3 separate regions of the Homo sapiens genome follow, and all the other regions are linked to region 3. The links are chromatin loops, found by intact Hi-C in ENCODE. Cell type or tissue: Caco-2. All regions are shown on one strand.

What was found. Peaks named below come from ENCODE experiments on the same cell type or tissue, not always from the same donor. Only the 100,000 strongest peaks of a DNase experiment are listed, where the experiment ranks them.
Region 1: a loop joins it to region 3, with 19 times the contacts of the local background. A loop is called at or near these places in 3 of 110 quality-filtered maps.
Region 2: it touches region 3 in a loop (8-fold over the local background); 3 of 110 quality-filtered maps call a loop at or near these places.

What each region holds. Positions count from the first base shown.
Region 1 is chr10:23,884,278-23,888,277 of GRCh38, forward strand. It overlaps a transcript of KIAA1217 not described here. Among named protein-coding and RNA genes, the nearest start is that of KIAA1217, 320 kb to the right of the region's middle. In Caco-2, a CTCF peak has its summit at 2,291; no DNase peak of the experiment used is centred here.
Region 2 is chr10:24,317,622-24,321,621 of GRCh38, forward strand. All of the region lies in intron 2 of KIAA1217, which reads left to right. Among named protein-coding and RNA genes, the nearest start is that of MIR603, 44 kb to the left of the region's middle. In Caco-2, a CTCF peak has its summit at 2,040 (motif pointing left); DNase peaks (open chromatin) are centred at 1,002 and 2,000.
Region 3 is chr10:24,194,715-24,198,714 of GRCh38, forward strand. It overlaps a transcript of KIAA1217 not described here. Among named protein-coding and RNA genes, the nearest start is that of KIAA1217, 12 kb to the right of the region's middle. In Caco-2, a CTCF peak has its summit at 1,921 (motif pointing left); a DNase peak (open chromatin) is centred at 1,927.

The DNA.
Region 1 (4,000 bases), 310 kb before region 3:
GTCCGTGATTTGGATTTTGGCCATTCTAATACGAATATGGTAACATCCCATTGTTGCTTTAATTTGCATTTCCCTGATGACAAATGATGTAGGTGGCAACTTTTCTTACCCATTCTTGATTACTCTAAAGCTTGAAAGGATGTTGCGGATGTCCAGAGAAATCTAACCACTGAAAATACAAGGGAAGTATACTGTCAGTCTAACGATTGCTGACATGTCCCTTCTTAGAGCAGCAATCGGGCAAGCCACAGCCTTATTTCATGTCATCTTCATCTCTTCAGCTAATTTAGCCTGTAATGCACTATCAGTTTGATATTCTCAGGAGTGAAATTATTTTCCAAGGTAGGGAGGCCTCTTTCTTGGCCAGACCATTATCCAGGGAAGAATGAAATTCAGGCACTATAAAACATAATCTCTTGCTTTTCCAGTTGCCTCTCTAATTATCCTACCATGAGCACTGACACGTGGTAGAATTAGAGGAATTATTCCTGCAGCTTTGCCCTTCAATGCAGGCTTCAGGTTTGTCCCCAGCAACTTGCTTACTAGTTTCCTGTTCTTGGGAACAGTAGAGGGTCTGGCACCTGGTAATTCCCAGTTGTCAATAATCAGCCATCTCTGCAGTTACTCATTAACTCCAGCACTCCATCCTCAACTCACTAGAAGTTTAATTTAAACACAATTGTTCGGAGTGGGTCTGCCACCTTTCCTCTTCTCCCATTTCTCCAGTCTTGCCACACTCTTCTCTCCTGATAGTTTAAATTGCTATTTTGGGAGGGAACTATTTCTGTTTCCAGAAGCCAAAGAACAGAATAAACAGAATGTTTTTTGTGTTTTGTAGTTCACAGTGTACTATTAAAAATTCAGTTTGTAAATAAAAATTGTATTTATTTAAGATGAACACTGTGATGTTTTGATATATACATAGTGAAATGACTATCACACTAAATCTAGTTAACACACTCATCTCCTTATATAGTTACTGTGTGTGTGTGGTGAGAACACTTAAGATCTACTCTCTTAGCAGATTTAAACTCTACGGTACAATATTATTAAGTATAGTCCTCATGCTGTACATTAGAACTCTAGAGCTTATGTATCCTACAGGACTGAAACTTTGTACTCTTTGACCAACATGTCCCCATTAAAGCCCTGAAGTTGGAATCTCTAAATGGGGAAACTGACAGAGAGTAGATTTGAAGGTGAAGGACTTCGCCTGGGAGAGTCTTGGAAGAAATCCACATAGGGAGCAAGTTATAATGACAAATGCTCTTCTCTCTTTATAGACTTGATCTCCTTAAGTCCATGGATGAACTCCGTAAGTCCAGGAAAAGTCTCTCATTCATCTTTAGGTCTTTAGCATGTAGCTCTGTGTTCAGCATTTAGGAGATGCTTGATAAATATTCGTGGAACTGATCAGAACAGAGCCACACACAGTTGAGCCAGGGACACGTGGCAGTCAACTGGCGACTGAGTTCAGTCGATGACAGAGCAATGGGAAAAGGATGGAAATAAACTTCTCACCCCTGCTTATATTCACAAAGATCTTTGTGCTGCATTTTTGTTTGAAGCTGTGTGCCTAGATAACCCATGAACACAATCAATTCCAAATTGAGCTGTCTTTCAAATCATTGAAACAGGAACAATTGTTGTAACCATGTTTAGTGGGTTATTTGTGGTGCCAAAGATGCCCAAGTGAAAGAGTTACTTCCCATCATCACTTCACAGTCATGAAGTGGTGCTGGCTCTTTGAAACGTACTTACGCGTATTTCCTGTTCAGCTCTGGGTGTGATTGTGTGGGTGATGCCTTCAGTGCCGAGGGTGGCTGTAGGGTCTGCAGCTGTTAGTAGACGAATCATTATTCTGATGTTGGCTCCTGTCCTTCACAAATAATTTTAGGAAAAAAGCTGACCCTGTAGTGACCTTTTCTGATTTCCAGTAGCCAAGTGTTCCTCTTATTGCTAACTGTGTGGATGTTAACATGGGCATCTTCACATTTGGATCAGAAAACAATATTATTCTGAAACACTTTCCTTTGAATGTCTGGTGTCTCATGTTCATTCAAAAGGATTGTCTCCAGTGTCCACGTATGGCTGACTCTACTAGTCAGTTGCCTTTTAGTCAAAACAGTTTCTGAAAGACAAAAGTTCTGTGTTAAGCATGCTTAGGAAAAGTGATTGCAGAAATAGCCATGTCAGTCAGAGGCCAGAATGCTCTTTCAGATTAGGGTATCAGACGGAGGAAGCTACTGGGCTTTGGTCAACGTGTTTCATTTTTAACAGGCTCGCTAGGGCGCAGCAGAGAGAGAAATCGTATTCACCCACTGAAAACCCAGCAACTGACTTAATGACAGTTGAACAGGAGAAACACAAACTTCAGGTTGAGGTTGATTTTTGCATGTGTGCATTCTCTTAAAAGACATCTTCTGTTATTAGCATAGCCTCTTTTAGACTGGGTGGTTATGGCTTTTTTATATTTTAAAAGTATTTATTTTCCTTATAAATGTCATTTGATAACAAATTAGTAGTCATTAAGGTAGTAGGAGCAACCAATCTTGTTGACTTTTTTTTTTTTTAACTTTTGAAGGAATTTACAGATAAAATGTTAGTCACATTGAATTTTGGAATCAAATTCTCCAACTGCTGTAACCAGTAGAGAATACATTTTCCTGTACCTTATTCTGTAAGCCTATCAAATAATGTAATTTTGAAGGGATTTGAGGCCCCTCTTAATTCAATCTTTATCATTAAAATATTTCTGGCTCTACTTAGTAGGGAAACAGAATAAGAGTCAGGAATCCTAGATTTTAGACTTGGCATTACCATCTTCTGGCTTTCTTATCTTTGGAACATCATTTAGTTCCTCTGAAACTCAGTTTCCCAAATTATAAGAAGTAAAAGGATGATAGCAGCTAACAATATTGATGATCATATCCAATAATGTGTGCCAGAGTCTTTTTTTAAAATTTAAAGCATTATATAAGTGTTTTATGTTTAAGAAAAGATATGGATGCAAAAAAATAGATTGTGTCAATGCTGGGACACAGTGGGTTGTTAGTTTTTAATCTGTAAATCACAGCCTTTGAAATGTTTCCATTGTTAATGTTCTTATAACAAAGAGTTGTAAAAGAAAGAAAAAGAAACACAGCTATAGGCGACCATTAGGCTAAGTTAGAATCTGTCTAATGTGAATGTGAGGCTTTTCACATCTCTGTCCTGAGGGCTCAATATTCACAGTAACATAAGAAAAACAAAATTATATTTGTGAACACACACCAGCCTTGAGATTTTTTTATATTGTCTATAATAAAGCTATAAAATGCTCATTTTATACCATACATTCTCGGTTTCTTTTAAATAAAAATCTAACTTGTTGGGCTTTCGTGACAATCCAGATGTGATTACCCTTTGAAAGAACCTGAAATTTTATTTTTAGTTTTTACTTGTTTACTTATTTATTTTTAAGACAGGGTCTCACTCTTTCCCCCAAGATGGATTGCAGTGGCACAATCTCAGCTCACTGCAACCTCCACCCCCAGAGAACCTGAAATTTTAAAACAACTGGAAAGTTTTACCAATGACTGAGAATTTATTTCCTTTTGAAAAACCCAAAATAAATATTATCCAGCTACTGGCCAGTGCTTATGATATATCTCTTATGAAATAGTTATCTTTGTGATTTTGTGTAAATCTCATAAATTTTGATACATTACTTAGGATTTCTTTCATTGGCAAGATGGTTCTCTGTAAATAGAGAACAATGGACAACCTCTGTAAAATTTTTAGCAGGTTTTACATTTGCAAAACGGAATACAGTCAAGTTTGCAATTGTTTTTGTGTAGCTTTCCAAACATTTCCACTTGTCTTAACATAGGACGTCCAGGCCATGTGCAGAGAACAGCTTACTAAACTACCTCTGTGACTCATTTTACCAGGCTCACACCTGTCTGACATTAAACCTTGGGACTAGATTTAAGAACTTGAGCATAACACCAATTTGACC
Region 2 (4,000 bases), 120 kb after region 3:
TTTAGAATATACATGTATATTGGCATGTATGTAGAATATGCATGTCTGGAACTCCAGAATACAATCTGGGCTGCAGCCATCAGTGTACAGGTTAAAGGTTCTTAGGCTTTCTCTGTTCACGGCATTCCTGTAGACTAAAAGAAACAGCTAACAGCTCCGTTTATTAAGTAGTAAAGCCCAAACAACTTAGTAATTATTTATGACCTAACAATTTAGTGGCCAATTGAAAATACAATCACATCAATTCAAAAGAAAAGATGTATTTTTTCATTTTTAGGTGATGGCTGGTTTTATGCATCAACGTGCGTAGGGCATGGGGCCTAGATATTTGGTCAAACCCCTGACTGGGTATTGCTGTGAAGGTTTGTTTTTTAGATGAGATTAACATTTAAATAGGTAAGTTTTCTGGGTGCAGTGGCTCATGCCTGCAATCCCAGCACTTTGGGAAGCGGAGGCAGGAAGATCACTTGAGGCTAGGAGTTTGAGACCACCCTGGGCAATATAGCAGAACCTGTCTCTAAATAATTAGATAGATAATTAGATAGAGATAGATTAGATTAGAGAGGTAGGTAGGTAGGTAGATGATAGATAGATGGATAGATAGATAGATGGATAGATGGATGTATAGATAGATGAATAGGTAGGTAGATAGATAGATAGACAGATAGACAGACAGACAGACTGATTGAGTAAAGCAGATTATCTTCTATACTGTGGAAGGCCTCATTCAATAAGTTGAAGGCCACAAGAGAAAACAGACTGAAACAGGCTGAGGTTTCCTTGAGGAGGAGGGAATTCTGCCTCTAGACTGTCCTTGAACTTGAGCTGCAGCATCAACTCTACCTTAGGTCTCCATCCTGCTGACCTTCCCAGCAGATTGTGGATTTGCCATCCCCCACAATCATGTTAGTCAGTTCCTTAAAATCATCACTCTCTCTCTTTCTGGTTTTCTCTTGAATACACACGTATACGCACACCTCCCCCTCTCTTATCTGGAGAACTCCGCCTTCTACAATTACCAGTGGGATGTGTGCACCTGTTGGGCACCGCACAACTCCCCTGACCTTGGAATCAGATTGGACAACATTTCCTATTCCGCTTTGATTTTTCTGCAGTACTGGCATTTTAATCCCAGCAACCTCTGAAAACCTCATGTTGCAAAAATGACATCAACAAGAAGAATGCTTATGATCTAATGTTGAAACTGTGAACTACCTGAAGTGAATCATTAGCCCAGTGTGTAACAAGTATTGCTGTGTTTCCCTCAAAAAGTTAAAATATCCCTCAGTGCCTCTGTGAGTTCGCTGTGGCATCCCATCCAGGACACCTGGGTGCACGGTTTGGGAGCTGCAGGTAGAGTGGCAGCAGTAGTCATGGGAGTGGATGAGTTCAGGTGGAGGGCACAGGAGGTGGAGACAGCAGAGAAGAGCTTCACAGAGAACATCTAGGAGGGACAGCTGAAGAAGCGCTTTGGGGCCGGGCGTGGTGGCTCACGCCTGTAATCCCAACACTTTGGGAGGCCGAGGCGGGCAGATCACCTGAGGTCAGGAGTTCGAGACCAGTGTGGCCAACATGGCGAAACACCGTCTCTACTAAAAATACAAAAATTAGCTAGGTGTGGTGGTGCATGTCTAATCCCAGCTACTCAGGAGGCTGAGGCATGAGAATCCCTTGAACCCAGGAGGCAGAGGTTGCAGTGAGCTGAAATCATGCCACTACACTCCAGCCTGGGTGACAGAGCGAGACGTTGTCTCAAAAAAAAAAAAAAAAAAAAAAAAAAAAAAGGCAGGGGATGGCTTTGGAAAGGAGATTCTAAAGGGAGACTAGAGACACAGGGAAAAATTGATGTACTGTCTGTGAACAGCAAGGAAAATATGATTACACCTAAGAGATGAAATTGGCATAGGCGAGAAGTCAGAAAAATAATCTATACAGCTTGCATGGTTGGGGAGTTAGGAGAGGCCAAGGCCACGTGCACGTAGAGCAAGAGGTAGAAGAGGCCCGGGGGCTAGAGCGCACCCTGGTGGATAGTGTGAGAATTTCACACTGGCTCAAGCCTTGAAGACCACCCCAGGGGTGCGCCTTAGCAACGCACTTATGCAAGACCCCAACAACTGGCCCTTGAAAGGAGCTTTTCACTGGTGGGGTGTGGCCCTGCTTGTATTCAGAACCATAGTTTTAACAAGCCAGCATTAAATCCACAAGTCTTTGCCAAAGCACTTTAAGCCTCTTGACATTTATTGGAATTAATTTACCTGCAAGGAAGTTCATATATCTAGCTTTGTTAACCCTACATTCGGGAAAATGTTTCCATGAGATAACTAAAACCCGCATGAATGATACAATACTGTGACAAAACCCAAAGGTGGCATAATTAGCATATAAAACTCCCAAATTTTTTTTGCAATTACCATCGTCTAGTAACTGGTTGTTTCATTAGGTAAAAGTGGATGGAATCAGTGGAATTATATGTATGATATGAAATGCTCTTTGGCATCTATTAAATTTTTATTTTGAAGAAAAAATAAAGGACAAGGAAAGCATCCTATTCCAAGACTCCAAGGAGATTATATTTTTAATTCCACACCACAGAAAATGCAAACAAATTTCTAATTACACTTCATGCATGGAGATCTGTAGAGGAAAAATAAATTGGTACCCATCCACCCAAAAGCCACAAATCAGACATAGAATGGCTAATCACAAATATAACTTGTGTGCCTGATGCTGATTACTTTCTCCGCAGTCTGTTGTGAACAATTAAGAATTTAGATCTTGGGCTGGGAGTGCTGTTTTTAAAGTGTGACTCAAAAGCATAAAGTTCATTTAAATTTCTCCTAATCCTGGTTTGCAATTTCTATTCCTTTTTGGTTAGAGTATTATTTATCTTCAGGAGGCCCCTATTATACTATAAATATTGCCTTGGGGCAGTGTTCATAGCACCACAGCACCTATCTATCCATTTATCAGAATAATCAGCACTTCCTGTTGGCTGAGAAAACACTGTCATTTTTACTGTTTAAAAACAGAACAGCTTTCAGTAGCAATTGCCATTAATTGATTTCATGGCAGGAAGACGGAAAATTCTCCATTTTTTCATTCTCATAAGTCACCTAAGAACATCTTAAAAGCTACAGAGAGGCCGGGCTCAGTGGCTCATACTTGTAATCCCAGCACTTTGGGAGGCTGAGGCGGGCGGATCACGAGGTCGGGAGATCGAGACCATCCTGGCTAACACAGTGAAACCCTGTCTCTACTAAAAATACAAAACCAAAATTAGCCGGGTGTGGTGGCAGGTGCCTGTAGTCCCAGCTACTTGGGAAGCTGAGGCAGGAGAATGGCGTGAACCCAGGAGGTGGAGCTTGCAGTGAGCTGAGATCACACCACTGCACTCCAGCCTGGGCAACAGAGCGAGACTCCATCTCAAAAAAAAAACAAAAAAAATGCTACAGAGAAAGGGGACAGCTGCCATGGAAAACAGTGGGGCGGTTCCTCAGAAAAAAATAAAAATAGAATTATCATATAACCCTGCAATTTCACTTCTCTGTACCCAAAATAATTGAAAGCAGGAACTTGAGATATTTGTACATCCACGTTCATAGCAGCATTATTCACAATTGCCAAGGGATAGGCTCGGCACAGTGGCTTATGCCTGTAATCCCAGCACTATGAGAGGCTAAGGTGGGCATAATGGATCACGTGAGGTCAAGAGTTCGAGACCAGCCTGACCAACATACCAAAACCCCATCTCTACTAAAAATACAAAACTTAACTGGGCGTAGTGGTGCATGCCTGTAATCCCAGCTACTCAGGAGGCGGGAGAATTGCTTGAACCCAGGAGGCAGAGGTTGCAGTGAGCCAAGATCGCGCCACTGCACTCCAGCCTGGGTAACAGAGAGCAAGGCTTCATCTCAAAGGAAAAAAAAGGAGCCAAAGGATGGACACAACCCAGGAAGAATGGATAAAATGTGAAGGAAATTCTGACACATGCTACAAAATG
Region 3 (4,000 bases):
CTGGGACTATAGGCATGCACCACCTATAGTCACACCCAGCCAATTAAATTTTTTTTTTTTTTTTTTTTTTTTTAGAGAGAAGAGTCTCAGTATGTTAGTCAGGCTGGTCTCTCAAACTCCTGACCTCAAGTGATCCTCCAGCCTTGGCCTCCCAAAATACTGGGATTAGAGGCATGAGCCACAGTGTCCAGCCCGTGTCTTTATTTCTATTGTATATGACTGTTCTTCTCTGTACGAGGATAACAAGTCCCCAGTCTTATCCCTCCATGCTCCTTCCAAGTGCTGGAGGCCAAGAGGAGAATGAGGCTGTCTTCCTCCTCTCCTGGTCCCCTCCCTGCCAGGCCACCCTGGGTGGGCTGTATTCTTCCAGGGAAGGCAGATTCCTCCAGGCAACCCTCCCCTTGACTCTCTCTCTGGGCTGGGGAATGAGCTTTCTCCTCTTGCTCCTTCAGGCCTAGGAGAAGTAAGAGTCCCTGTCCCTGGACTGCAGCATCCCTGGAAGTATGATCAAAACCCTGTCCAGTCCCATGGAAACTCTGCAGTGCCTTTTATTAAGCTTCCTGTATTTCCAGCTACAAGATGCCATGTCTTCTTAATCCAGACCCTGACCGAGAAAACCATTAGGAGATGGCTCAGGAGTATTTCTCCTTGTTCCAGCTGAAGCCCAAATCATCCTTCAATGATGGCTCTGACTCTGCAGGTTGCCCAAGACAAGGAACCCAGAAAACAGGGCTTTTGTGGACGAGGCAGCCATGAACCTGCCCTGTCTCGAAGGTTCTTTGGGGATTAATTGTTGGGACTGGGGATAAGCGTTTCTGTTTCAGGACTTCTACCTCCAGAAAAGAACAGAGGGAGGTTGGAATCAGAGGGCAACAGAGCCACTAAGATAATATGTGAAAATGCTCCCAGGAAAGTCAGAATATGGGAAAATCTGATGACAGCGAGATACTGAATGAGAATTGTTTTTAATCCGCCAGGAAAGGAAGTGGCTCTGGGGAGAGCCACTGAGGAGCAAATCTTTTAGGTGAAATGTGCTAAGAAAGGGAACTTAGGAAAGGTTTTGCTTTGGTTTTTGTTAGTTTTTACAAAGAACTAGGGCTTTGCTGATTATGTCATTGAAAAAATATGTATTGGCTGGGCGCAGTGGCTCACGCCTGTAATCCCAGCACTGTGGGAGGCTGAGGCAGGAGGATCGCTTGAGGCCAGCAGTTTGAGACTATTCTGGGCAGCACAGCAAGATTCCATGTCTACAGAAATTTTTTTTTACATAATTATCCAGGTGTGGTGGTGTGCACCTGTAGTTCCAGCTAGTGGGAGGCTGAGGCAGGAGGACTGCTTGAACCCAGAAGTTCAAGGCTGCAGCAAGGTATGATTGCACCACTGCACTCCAGCTGGGGTGACAGAGTGAGACCCTGTCTCAAAACACACACACACACACACACACACACACACACACACTGCCCTCACAAGTTGGAGCATACTTACATTAAAGGCTTTATTGTTACCTGATTTGAATTAATTAGGCATCCTGTGTTTTCCCTGGCAACCCCACCCAACGCGCAGTGTCTCTGGTCACAGTGCCTGGAAGGAGCACATTGGGGCCTCACAGCTTCCAGGCAATTGCACAGGAGGCAGCTCAAAACAGTAATCAATCTTGGGAAATTTTCCTGATTTCTGTTTTCATGTTTACATTTTTATTAGAAAACAAAAAGCATTGCCAAAAGTGGATGTTTACAATTGCTTGGGGGTAAAATATTACTATGATTCCTGATTCTTGCTGTACCAAGTATCGGGGATGATTAGGGAGAAGAAATCCAAGAATGCTTTCATTGGAAATTCAGGAAAAAGTTTACACCTTGAAGAGGGCAAGGCTGACGTTCATATGCAGCCTTTTGACTCTCTCGCCCCCTAGTGGCCATATGCCTAAACAGGGGTTTGCGTTCCTGCTGGTGACAGTTGCGTCCCCTTGGACTTCTCCATTGCACTAACTCTGCAGTAAGTGAAGTAATAATAAAATACATAGGAAGGTGAAGGTCCAGGCATATCTAAGCCCCAAAACCAGTCTGAGCGGTGCGTAGAGACAGGGCCGAGGTGCAGATGCTGCGCTGCTCCCCTGTAGCCTCCAGCTGTTTTATGGGGCTCCTGGGCTAATAGGGGAAAATCTGGCTTCACACCCTGGGGATTGAATCTGCCTAGAGTTGGTTGCCTTTATTTACACTCATTTACCCAACAAATATTTCTGGAGTGCCTACTATATGCCAGGCACCGTGCCAGGTGCTAAGCATCATTACACTTCACATCCTTCACTACGATATGGAGTTAAACGAAAGAGTTTGCACAGAGTTCTAGAAATTGTACCCAAAGCAAACTGAACACACAGCTAGGCACAGGCAGAAATTTGAGAACTGTGAGGGGATCTATATAACCAATGACCTTTTAGTTAAACTAATATCCCTGCCACATCCTTTCTTTATAACTCATATATACACGGTTTCAGCATCTTTTTTGATAAATGGTCATTAGACTTCTTGACAACTATTTATAATTCGGCACCCAGTAATCAATCAGAGTTGCATATGGTACAAAATTAATGCCATGTGATGTGCCTGGAGCCATTTCTGACTTATGGAAAAAAGATGGTGTTGGCAGAATGTTGAATTTTCATCCCTGTTTCTAGAACGTGCAATGCTGACTTGCTGACATTGAAAGAATGTACCAACAGAAACCTATTAGAGCAGTGAACTTGTTTTGGAAATAGTTGGGTTGGGCCTATTTGTGGTAGCACTGACCAAAGTCAATCAGGGAAAAGAACTGAGGCGGAATGTTGAAACATAACCTGAGTTTGTTCAGCAGTCTGGAGCATCTCCCAACTTCCACTACCCTATGTGCAATTTAATTTCTACATCCTGCCAATTTTACTTCCTGAGTATTTCTCAAAGCTTTGCCTTCTTTTTATCTTTATAATTCCCTTAGTTTCAAATCTCACATATTTTTTCCTGAATTACTGTAACAGAAACTTTATTGTAATCTCTTTTCCTGCTTCTCTCAAATCCATTCTCCACACAGATTTATCTCAAACACAAATCTGATCATGTCCTTAGTCTGCTATTGTCTTGTTCATGACTCCATGGTGCTTGCAGGACACAGTTCAAGCTTTTTGTGCATGAAATGCATGGACCTGACACCTGTCCTGGTGCGCGGAATGCATGGGACGGATAGTTGTCCTGCCACATCCACCATCATTCCATCATCTTTCCTATCACATCCCTCCTGGGGTTTTGCAGGTGCTCTGAATTGGTCTGTGAGCCTATTGAGTGAATATCCAAACATATGCATCCACCTCTGTGCTGTGTTGCTTATGAGTTTTCTCCTTGGTAAACCAGGTAACCCTGATGTGACCGAATGCCATTATTCAAAACATGTTATGAGTCTGTGTTGTTTTAAAGAGTCCCATTATCAGTGGGTAATATTTCTGTCCGATTCCAGAAGCTTACTGCCCTTCTCTTCCCCACTTCTCAGCTACAGAGAATTCTTCAGCTAATTCTCTTTGGTGTTCAGGATTTCATTAATCGGATTCTGACCTCAACATAAAATGGAAATGTTTGGGATACTGGGTGGGCGTGGTGGCTCATGCCTGTAATCCCAGCATTCTGGGAGGCTGAGGCGGGTGGATCACCTGAGGTCAGGAGTTTGAGACCAGCCTGGCCAACACGGCAAAACTCCATCTGTACTAAAAATACAAAAATTAGCCAGGCGTGGTGGTGCAGGCCTATAATCCCAGCTATTTGGATGGCTGAAGCAGGAGAATTGCTTGAACCCGAGAGGCAGAGGTTGCAGTGAGCCAAGATCGTGCCACTGCTCTTATCTCGAAAAAAAAAAAAAAAAAGCATTTACTCAGGATCTGTGTGTGCCTCGGGCTGTGGTAGGAAATGGGGATTCAGAGACAATAAAGCTAGTCTTACTCCTTGGTGACCTCATAAATCTCATGAAAGAGGCTCAC